Regions from separate parts of the Homo sapiens genome. Here all the other regions are linked to region 1. A link is a contact called in ENCODE Hi-C or POLR2A ChIA-PET data. All regions are on one chromosome and are shown on one strand. The core of a region is the stretch at or near the end of the contact, and the rest is flanking DNA. Distances in the headings are between cores, read along the strand shown.

The links. Hi-C counts contacts between places; a loop is a spot of excess contacts on that map. ChIA-PET counts read pairs that join two places held with the same protein, here RNA polymerase II (POLR2A). Pooled maps may share reads with other maps.
Region 2: a loop to region 1 is called in a pooled map, with 2.4 times the contacts of the local background. The contact joins the promoter of PRDM5 here to the enhancer-like site in region 1. A Hi-C loop is called at or near these places in 2 of 168 maps with a recorded cell type or tissue (IMR-90 and heart left ventricle) and 6 of 50 pooled maps. POLR2A ChIA-PET finds 5 or more read pairs at or near these places in 2 of 52 experiments (OCI-LY7 and activated CD4-positive, alpha-beta T cell).
Region 3: a pooled map shows a loop between it and region 1 (4-fold over the local background). The contact joins two enhancer-like sites. A Hi-C loop is called at or near these places in 1 of 168 maps with a recorded cell type or tissue (chondrocyte), 3 of 37 single-sample maps with no recorded cell type and 6 of 50 pooled maps. POLR2A ChIA-PET finds 5 or more read pairs at or near these places in 1 of 52 experiments (OCI-LY7).

Annotation. Positions count from the first base shown.
Region 1 is chr4:120,828,514-120,832,029 of GRCh38, reverse strand. The region is part of intron 3 of PRDM5 (PR/SET domain 5); the gene reads left to right. Among named protein-coding and RNA genes, the nearest start is that of PRDM5, 92 kb to the left of the region's middle. Within about 2 kb of position 1,674, at least 3 of the 41 ENCODE cell types and tissues checked have a DNase peak (open chromatin) inside an H3K27ac peak, as active enhancers do.
Region 2 is chr4:120,921,055-120,924,570 of GRCh38, reverse strand. It overlaps PRDM5 (PR/SET domain 5), which reads left to right and starts at 1,845. Exons shown (of 16, transcript NM_018699.4): 1 at 1,845-2,055. The coding sequence starts at 1,963. It overlaps LOC105377399 (a long non-coding RNA gene), which reads right to left and starts at 1,635. Exons shown (of 2, transcript XR_001741804.2): 1 at 1,244-1,635.
Region 3 is chr4:120,752,965-120,756,480 of GRCh38, reverse strand. It overlaps PRDM5 (PR/SET domain 5), which reads left to right. Exons shown (of 16, transcript NM_018699.4): 14 at 1,843-1,928. Among named protein-coding and RNA genes, the nearest start is that of PRDM5, 170 kb to the left of the region's middle. Within about 2 kb of position 1,725, at least 2 of the 41 ENCODE cell types and tissues checked have a DNase peak (open chromatin) inside an H3K27ac peak, as active enhancers do.

The DNA of each region.
Region 1 (3,516 bases), core at 425-2,924:
GAACATGGAAAAGACTCTGATAGGACCAGCACAGATGGTTAGGAAGTATGTATGGGGGGCCTGTTCCTCACACTTGCTTATATAATAATTTAGTTGACACTCTCTTTTTTGATGTGATGTGGACCAATTCATGTTAAGTTAATAAAAGTTGGCCCCAGTATGGGATCATAGACTTGATACTTCAAACATTTTATTTTACCTTAAGTTTTATAAATCTATATTTATTTACCAATTTACTGATCTATGACCAAAGCTTTCTTGGTTCTAAGTATAGGTTCTCTCATTAGCATTTGCTGTCATATTTTTTCATAACCACTCAATATCCAGTTTTACTCTTTATAAGTAGTATAAGTAGACTCTTGCAAAGCATCCTAAGTTCAGAGTCCTTCTAGAGTTGTGATTTTCCCCTTTTATAATTGTTTTGCCTCATATAATTTGGCTATTTCTTTTATAGACTTATCGTTGAGACTTTTCAAAACATTCAATTGATTTTCTTAGAAACAATTGAATTTTTCTTACTCAGCTGTCTTTATTTTATTTGAAATGTAGTTCAATTATATGATTAAAGTAACTTGTCCCCAGTGTTTTAAACAGGTGTAGGAATGAATGCGTGGGACTGTGGGAAGCATGCCTGACAGTTAGGTGGTAGGAACAGAATGTGTGGGCAAACAAGAAGACAGCAGCTTCCTAATTGAGAAGACTTCAGGTGGGGCATCATTCAGTAGATTTTGTGGTATGCAGAGTGTCAGTTAAGTTTAGGACCTAATTAAGGGGAGGTCAGTTAAAAGAGCTTCTGATGTAAATAAAGCAAATTTGCAATAAGAACATGTCCGCCCTCTAATCACTTGTTTATAAAACGGCTGCCCTCTCCTCCACAGCACTATCTGATTCAACACTTTCATGGTTTGTCAATATTGATAACTTATTTTTAAATAAAAAAGTGAAGTATATATATTTTTTTTCAAAAGCCACTGCTTCCCAAGCTCACATCACAAGAAAAAGTAGCAACTTTTTCTGTTTATGTTCTTTTTTGTTGATTCTTTTCTCCACAATATCAGATTTGTGTCATGAGATGGTTCAAACATTACTAGCTCTGCTTGAGCCCCTCAGAGAAAGATATGTGTATACATACACATATATGTTAGTAATTTGTGATTGATATTCTTTGCTTATAGACTTGATTTTTTTGTTTAATATAGTATTCTGTTTTTAGGAATCATACTAAACTGTTTCCTCCCTGTATGGCTGATTATAAGCTATGACTAGCAAACCAGATTTTATTTGCAGTTGTTTGAAACTTCATTTTTCTTATATGACCTGATTAATGCACTCTGAACATGAATCAGTGTATCCTGCCCTGTTCTTTGTTTTGAATACATCTGTCATTTTCTGCCTCACATTATTTTCCTTGATTTCAAGTCACTTGCTTCTTATTTTCAAATAAAATAATTTTTAAGAATATTATTCTGCTTCAGTCAATTTTTGCTCAGAAGACCGCTCCAACGAACAACCCTAAACTCTTAGTGGTTTATAGCAACAGAGGTTTATTTCTTGCTGACAAAGTATAGGCTGCCAGAGGCTATGACTCTGTCCACAGCTTGGCTCCACATGGCATCTGAAGATACAACCCTTATCAGGGACATGTGTTTTCCTGGCAGAGGGGAAAGAGAGCGGCGGCCAAAATGTGATGATTTTTAAAGCTTTCACTTGGACGTGGTTCACTTTGCTTCTGTTCACATTTCATCGGTTAGTGCAAGTCACCCGGCCAAACTCATAAGGTATACCCACTCCCCAAAGGTAACTTTCTGAGTCACATAGCAAGTTGGGAAAGTCCTCTTACTGGGAAGAGAGTGAATAAACAGGAATCCTGTCTATTACAGTTATGTCTTAAAGACTTTTGGTTTTATTGTTGGATTATAGATACATTTTGTGAATTTTAATGTGGAAATGATTTTTTTCTTGATGTTTGTCAGCTTTGTATGTTGAGTGCTATAGACATATCGATACACAGGTTAAGACTGATTCAGGAGTTTAGTAAAGAAGCTTTATATGAGAGGATATTAAATATGAAATCTTTACTGTTTCATTCTGTTTTCTTTTTTGCACCTTCATCGCTTGTCTTTTATTTCTATTGATTATTGGATAGCAGTCCAGAGACTTTTTTTTTCCTCTACACTGGTATAAGTTGTTCATTTATAAGCCCTTGCATTGTTTTGAAGATAATTCCCTTTTCCATGGATTACCCATTAGTCATGTTAGCTGGATAGTGTGGATTTTCACAATTTACTACCTTTTCAATATAATGAATTGTACCTTTGCCAATTTCACAATCATGGTTTTTCTTACAGTGTCCACATGTGGATAGCAGCCTGCCAACAAGTAAACAAAAACTGAGTTAAGCGACATACAGATACAGCTGAAATACCAAATTACCCGTGGCCTCTCCTGGAGTTATATTTATTTGCACACAGTGGGGACTAGTATTTCCTTGTGAAACAAGAGACTTTTACTGTTTTGAAATAGCAGAACTGAACCTCAGATGCATGAGTTCATTAGGATAGATTTATCCTAGTGAGGCATGGCACTTGAGAAGAGACAAAGAGCAAATTATCAGAGAAGGTTGAGGTGTACACATAATGCCGGATGTGGAAGGGTCATAGAGAATTTGAAAATTAGATTTATTGCCTAGATATCTAGGAGTAAATGTTTCTGTGTAGTGATAGAAGCAGAAATAATTAGACTGGAAGGCATCTTGAGTTCATTTGGTCCTAACCATTACCACAGTACAGAAGTAGTCACATTGATAAAATCTTATCAAAGCATGGCTTATGTTACGCTATGTAATTTTGGAGAATGGGCCTCTCAACCTTACAAGGTTGTATATTCCAGCTTTTCATAGGAATCCTAGTTAAGTATTTCTCTTAATTCCATACCATGCTTTGCTTTAGTAGGGTGAGGTCTGAGAGGGAAAGCAGTAATCAGATCAGCCTCTATATGTACTTTTCCTTTTAAATTCATTAACTAGACTCCCCTAAAGATGAGTTTATTTCACTTGTGATTGAGTCTAGCTCTAGAAGGGATGAGATTATAAAGTCCAACTCTATCATTTTACAGATAAAATAAGAGTACTGATGATAAGAGGCTTCCCCAAGGTGACAGAGCCTCAGAGCGGCCAAGCCAAAGCCAGAAGATAGTCTTGATAAAGTGTTCTTCCTGTCATATACCACATATAAGGAACTACTCTAAGAATATATTAATATCAGATGTAGCTAGGTAATGGAATGTAAGCTTCTCCTGTGCCTGAGACTGAGGCCACAAAGTTAACTGTATGTTTTGAGCCCAGTGCTTGACCAAAAAAGAATAATTTTGTAAGTCACTGAAGTAAAGAGAAAGAATAAAAAATTATATGGGGCCAAATTCCCTTCAGCCCATAAATGCATTGGATTATTTTAGGCTCATTTGGAAAATATTTTATCTAGTGAAGTTAAAATTATAGTTGCATAATTTGATAACTAA
Region 2 (3,516 bases), core at 596-3,095, 92 kb before region 1:
CAAAGAGCTGAATGCTCCAGGAAAATGCCAGGGCCCCACCTTCTGGACTGTGGGCCCAGTGGATCTGGTCTGGCATGGTTTCAGCCCTGGTTCTAAGGAACCCTGGAAAACCTACTTAGTCCAGTTCCTTGTGAAGCACAACAAAAAGTCAAGTAAATTCTAGGCTCACCATAGAATTTTTGAACATCTCAGATCAGCCTCAGAAGTGACTTTCATTCAAGACATATTTAATGAACACCTACTATTTTTCAAGGCCATGGAACTCCCAATTCCCCCAAAAGAGAGTTTTTGTTTTTATTGATTTATTTTCCCCTAGAGAAGTTAGAGATCTTCCATGGGAAGTCAAAGGTATCAAAACTCACAGAGTGGCTAAGTGTTCCTCTCCCTGCTGTGAAAGCTAAACTTACATTTCTTAGAAAGAGGATCATGTCATCATTTACTGTGTTCCTTAAAGTCTCCGAATATTGCCACTACATGATTTTTTTTTCCCATAATGCCTTTTGTTCTTGTTTTTTAAACCTTTTTCCAAACTTGAATCAAAATCTACATAGGGGCCGGGTGTGGTAGCTCAAGTGTGTAATCCCAGCACTTCAGGAGGCCAACGCCGCCGGAGGATCCCTTAAGCCCAGGAGTTCAAGATCAACCTGGGAGACATAGCTAGACCCTGTCAAAAAAAAAAAAAAAAAAAAATCTGCTTAGGAACTATGTTCCAAGGGTTTCCTGCAGAAACAGGAATCGTTTCCATGGTGTGTGTGTGTAGTCTGTAATTTTGTCAAACTTTTGTGTGTGCTTTTAATGGTTTATGAGAACATCAATTAAGAACATCAAATGGTTTCCGAGAAAAGACCCTAGAGTAGAAAATTACCATAAATATCAAGAGAAATGAGTAGATGACCCCAGGATCACTTTGAAGGATGAAACAGGCTTTTAAAGGTCCTGGGCACACTGCACAGCCTAACAGCTTATTAAAAACACTAAAACAAGACTTGTGACTTTATTGCATTGTTGTGACACCAGATGCTATTGTTTGGGTGTCCCCTCCTGTCTCCCACAAATCCACTTCCGTATGTCTGAAAATCCGTAATACGTCTAATGATTATCAAGCAAGGGAGGTCTCAGGAATATTGTACCTTGAGAAGTATAAGAACTTCCCAGAGGTTATGTTACCATAAAATATCTAGTTTCTAGTGCTTAAAACATTAAATTGTTTGCAACATATTTTTCCGTACGTTAATCAACATACTTTGCGATCCCTTATTAAGTTCTAGCCTCTGCAACAAACGTGAAAAAAAGCAAAGACGCATAACTCAAATGTGAGAAGCACGGAAATTTCCTAGACCGCAGGGTTCGTTCTCAGTAGTCGGCAATAAGCTGGCTTTCAGAGTCAGGAACTTGATAAAGTTGTTTTGGAGGATGCCCCAGCTGTGTGAAGGTCCATTTCGTTTTGCATCTGAAGAGAAGCAAGCGAGACTCCCCTACAGGGAGTAATGGTTCAGCGGGGCAAGGTTTGAAAACCCAGAGCTGGACAAAGGCGGGAACGCACGCCGCCGCGCCGGGGCTAGGGGTGCTGACGGCCCGCGCAGCTCGCGGGCCTCCGGGTTTGAGGCCCTGGGGTCAGCCCTGCTCCGGGCTTCGCGCCCGGGCGCGGGTCAGAGCCGCCAACTTCGGGCCAATCAGCGAGCGGCGTCCCGGCGCCCGCAGCGCCCAGGCCCGCGCCCCCCGCGCCCCCGCAGCAGGAATGGCAGGAACGGATCCGGGCCGAGCCCGACCCGGGACGAGGAGGGGCTGAGCCGCGGGGGATCCTGGAATCGGCAGGGAGGTGGGGATTCTGGGAGGAAAACTCCATTTCCTCCTTCCCTGCCGGTTTCTCCCCTCTACCCTGGCACCCCAAATTTCGATGTGCCGCCTGCCGGGCGCTAAGCGCCGGTGTTGAGAGAGGCGGCGGCCGCCGCGCCCGGGAAAATGCTGGGCATGTACGTGCCGGACAGGTTCTCCCTGAAGTCCTCCCGGGTTCAGGACGGCATGGGGCTCTACACGGCCCGCAGAGTGCGAAAGGTGGGTGACCCGGCGGCGGCCTGCGCGCCCCTGCACCTCGCGCGCCCTGTGCCTCCCGGAGTCGCCCTGCCGCAGGGCCCGGGGCGCGGCGGGCTTCACCCCGGTCGCCCCTCGCCCGGGCCGGGCCAGGCGTCCGTGGGAAGGCCGGGGACCGCGGGGCACGGCGGGGGTGGCCTTTACTCGCTGCGCCACCCGAGCAGGCAGCGCCACGTAGGTGGCGGCGGGGTGCGCTCCGCTGCCGGCCGGTCCAGGGGCGGAACTGCCACCGGCCTCCCTGCCGCAAGATGTCTTTCCTCTCTCCCGCAGGAAGTGAGCGCGGCGGGAGCCTCCCTCTTCCTCGGTTACGGGTGTGAGCTGCGTCTTTGCGTTGGCGAAGGCACGCGTGGGCGGGTGTTTTCCCCCGCGCGCACGCTGCTCCGCTGTCGCCTCTTTTCCTTTAGGATGAATTAATGTGGCTAGAAACGCCTAACTTTCCATGCGGGGATGGGAGGAGCAGCCCAGAGCGCCGCTCCACGCAGGCCGTAGAATCTCATTCATACGCCCAGGATTTCCTTCCCTCCTTCTGGAATGTATTATATGTGCCTTCAGGGAGGTGCCAACCAGATGATCTTTGAGTGTCTATACCTTTTTTCTCCGCTCTTTTTTTTTTTAATTTGTCTCCAACATCGGTTCGATCTCTCCAGCCAGAAAGTTACAGGCATGTGATGAGAGGAAGCACATTGCTCAGTTCGTACAGGAAGGGCCTGAAAGTGTTGGATGTTGAAAGCAAAGGCCTAGGAAGAGAGGCCACAGGAAAAGTCCAGCTCTTTGGATTTGATCTTATAATATTATAACTTGTTAGAGTCGTCCTAGCCGTCCTCGCCCCCTTTTCTTAGTAGATATTTTGTAAGATGGAGGTTTGGGCAAGAACAGGCTTGTTCAGGTAAGGTATGTTAACAAGAGGTTCAGAGGATGCAGTAGAGACACTAGGGTGCCTTTCATCTGCATATAACCCTCTCCCCTTTGCCTCTGACCTAAAGAGCTGGTGAAGAGTAGTAGAAAGTGCTAGTAATCCCCAAAAAGGGCTCCACTGACAACATGATCTCCAGTCATCCTTCAGGGCAAAATTGGAGAAAATAAACCACTTATTTATTTTTTCAAGTGGGAGTTGGCGAGAATGTTCAAATGTTAAAAACAGGAATAAATAATTTATCTGAATTAGAGGTGTATTGAATAGTTGCCAAATGGCCAAATGTTAAAATCAACATTTTTTGAAGGCCAAATACAACCATCACCAAATGACGTCTGTACAGAGTTGAAATTCTCCTTTTAATTCATTCTTAAAAGATGTGAAAAATTCTCAAACAGACCTTCCTTAAAGGTTTCTGGCTTAAATTTAATTACTTTAAAAATTAAACACAGATCTTAAAAATCATTTTATTTAATGTTATGAAGAGTACTGTAAACAACTCTGCAAAGATT
Region 3 (3,516 bases), core at 476-2,975, 76 kb after region 1:
TATCAGAGAAGCAAAATCATTATGACTTAGAGTCTGGATGGAGGGAGAAGTGAGTAAAAAAGTGTGGGGTTATCTTGGATGGCTCCCAAGTTTTTAATTTGCTAACTAGGTGAATGTGGTACAACTAATCAGGACAGGATTTATAGCATGCATAAGACCAAAGGATAAATACCGCAAATTCAAAACAATGCACACTGATTTAAGCTGTTTGTGAGATACCCAAAGGAGGGTACCTGTTAGACATATGTGTACATGGAGATTGGGGCTCAATAGAGATCTGGAATTCTGATAAGCATGTGTTATCAACTCAGGGTTAAAATAAGATGATCTTTTCCTAGATGTTGCCAAGCCTTTGTCCTACTGACTTGGAAAAGCCACACCTTCCCAGAGTCACGATGATCCTAAGGTCAATAATTCTAGGTCAGCTTACCTAGTGCAAAGGTTGATTTTGTCTCAGAGAAGTTGGTAAGTCTGGATAGCTCATTTAAGGGACCTGTTCCTGTTTGTGTTGTGATTGTTGTTTTTAGTTTATTGCTACTTTGGGTGTTTGTCACCATTTTACAGTGCCTGGTCCAAAGGGAGAATCCTGGGTGCTTCTCCCCAAGGAGGAGAGGCTGGAAAATGTCGCTTGGCAGGGGACACCGCTGCAGGTGCTTCCGTATGATGTCTCTGCTGGAAACAAAGTTGGGGAGAACAGTGCAAGGCCATTGTGCAATGGGGCCAGCCTTGAGATCCAGGAATGTAACTGACAATTTCATGAAGCAGTGTCAGGGACAGGGGAGAGGTCAAGGAAGGCCTTGTTGAAAAGTAGTCACTGGATCAAGCAACAAGGGGCATTGTTGACCCCATGAGAGAGTTGACTGGGATAATGCACATGATATCCAGATTGAATTAAGATCAGAACCAAATGGAACATGAGAGAGTAGAGGAAGAACATACACTGCTAGTCAGAAGGCCTGGCTCTGAAGGGAAGACAAAAGTTTTACATTAGCTGAAGGAAAATATTTTATTATATTGATCTTTGATTGCAGCCAGGGTCTAGCATCCTGCTGTGTAAGTACATTGTTAAATGAAAGAATAAATCAATTAGTGATTTTGAGCTACTGTCCATCCTAAATGATTTGGCTTTGACAAGAGGGCATCTTCAGATCCCTTTTGGAGATTAAATTTTGTCACAGTTTTGTCATTTCACAGTAGAATTTTTTTTGAAATGTGCTGTGTATATGTGTGCTTGTCTTGAAAAACATTTTGGCTGTTTTCAAAATTATAGCCTCTAGGTGAGAGATATTTGATTATATCAGAAAGTATGGATTAATTATTATTTAGTTTAACTACCAATGGTCCTTTTGAACATATACCAATTTTATGAAATTCTTTTGAAACTCACAGCCTTAACTGAGTCAAATTCATTTATATGAAACAAAAAAATTAAACAGAACAAGGTGTCAATGAATCAGTTAAATAATTCCCCTTTAAAGAGTAGTACAGTGATAGAGCAAATTGATTAACATAAAATATTTTTAACAAATTCTTAAAATGAGGAGATTTAATTTGGTCTCAAGTATTAAAAGGAATATGCAGCAAATATGCTACTGGCAAATGTTTATTTTTGAGTATCGGAAGTGCTCTGGGCTCAGTGCCCTCTCCACAGGAGGGGAGGCCACAGTCCACTGCTGTCCTGCACGACCCATGCTTGGATCTGCCCTGCTGTGCCTGGAGCCACTTCTTGAAGTAGCACAGGGCATATGCGGTGGCCAGGATCTGAGTGTGTGAGAAGTGATAGCACAGGACTGGTTCTGCTACTTCATGTTTTTCTGACATGGAGGCTTCCTTTATTTGTAGGTGAGCGTCCCTATCAATGTCCTTACTGTGAAAAAGGATTCAGTAAAAATGATGGACTGAAGATGCACATTCGTACTCACACCAGGGTAAGATTATATTCTGTTTCATTAATATTGATCATGAAAACCATACTTATTTTAAAAGAAATATATTTAACTTTATATTACAAAATAAAGGCAATACACTGGAAGTTGTATATCTATATTTATGACAGATATTTCAGGATAATTTTTTTTAAAGATAAAACAATGAAAGAAAAGAAGAAAAAAAACACAAATTGAAACCTCAAAAAGGTTTTTATTCTTTGAATCAGGACTCAATTTTCAGGAGTTATAAATGATGAACTTCAAGATAAATAGATTTTAAAATTTTAATACTACAATATTTAAAGGTTTTTCTTGCAGAATATTCACCAGTAATAGGAACATTTTTTAATAGAGTCTGCAAGTTTGTCAGCATTTGGCCATTAAGTAATACTGATGAGCAAGTATATTTGCAAGAAAGACATTGCAGATAAATTACCAGGACAGGTGGAAAATAAGGAAGTGTAGCTCAGTGCTTCACAGGGCATGCCTAGTGCTGTGGCTTATTCTTCCCAGGGTGCCCTTTGTTCCTTTGCTGTCAACACTCTCACTGGACTATTGTCATTCTGTTATCTATGCCTTTTCCAGACTCAAGCATCTGTTTCACATGCTTTTAAAAAAATGTAAGCAGCTTACTCACCATCACCCACCATTTCATAGCTCACTATTCGATTTAAGCACAATTAGACACTTTAAATGAACTTTCCACATGGAAATTTTATATTGTTTTAAATAGCTATTGTTGATTTTGCTCTATACAACTTTTCACTGCATTATCTTTCACAGTTTCTTTTCAGTTTGGCCTTTTAAAGTGCGTATGGTCTGTATGTAAATGATGTATTTTTTTTTTCAAATTTTAAGAGACTTATCTAATCCCCTTTAGAACAATTCTAATTTAAACCTCTCCTGGATTTTACTTTTTACCTTAGCTATAAAATAAAAATTTTAGAGAAAACACATAATAATAATATTCTTCCCGGTATAATAATACTGTAGCCTTCCACTTCAGTTCTGCAGCACGTAAAAGCTATCCTCTGTGGTCCCCTTAAGAAAATACTCTTTTTGTCTTTGTGGTGAAGAGAGGGAGCTTCTCCACTTATTAAAGCAAATCTATAGCAGGTTTCTCACTCTAGTTTGTAGTATCATATTCATTCATATTATATGAATATTAGGAATTGGAGTACTTCCTAGATATAAAAGTACTTCATAAACCATAAAGGATTAGACAGATATTCCTGTTTATAATAGTATGATTTAAATGTACAATATCCAAAATATTTCACAATGAGTATTATGAAAGAGGTTTAAATTAGCTTGAGATTAGGAGGTTATTTTACATGTGAGCAGTTGTCACAGATGTATCAATAATGTATTTATTTAAAAGATGCCGACAAAAAGGCAAAGGGGCCCTGGTTCCTCTTAATAGAAACTAGTGATATTGACAGAAATTTACATATGATGTTGTTTTACTTGATTACTGAAGATAGACATGATTACAACACAGAAGAAGCTGTTTAAATCACTGCAGGAAAAAATATCTTTTGGGTTTTCTCAAGAAGGTGAGACATTTCCAATTCAATTAATTTGTTTT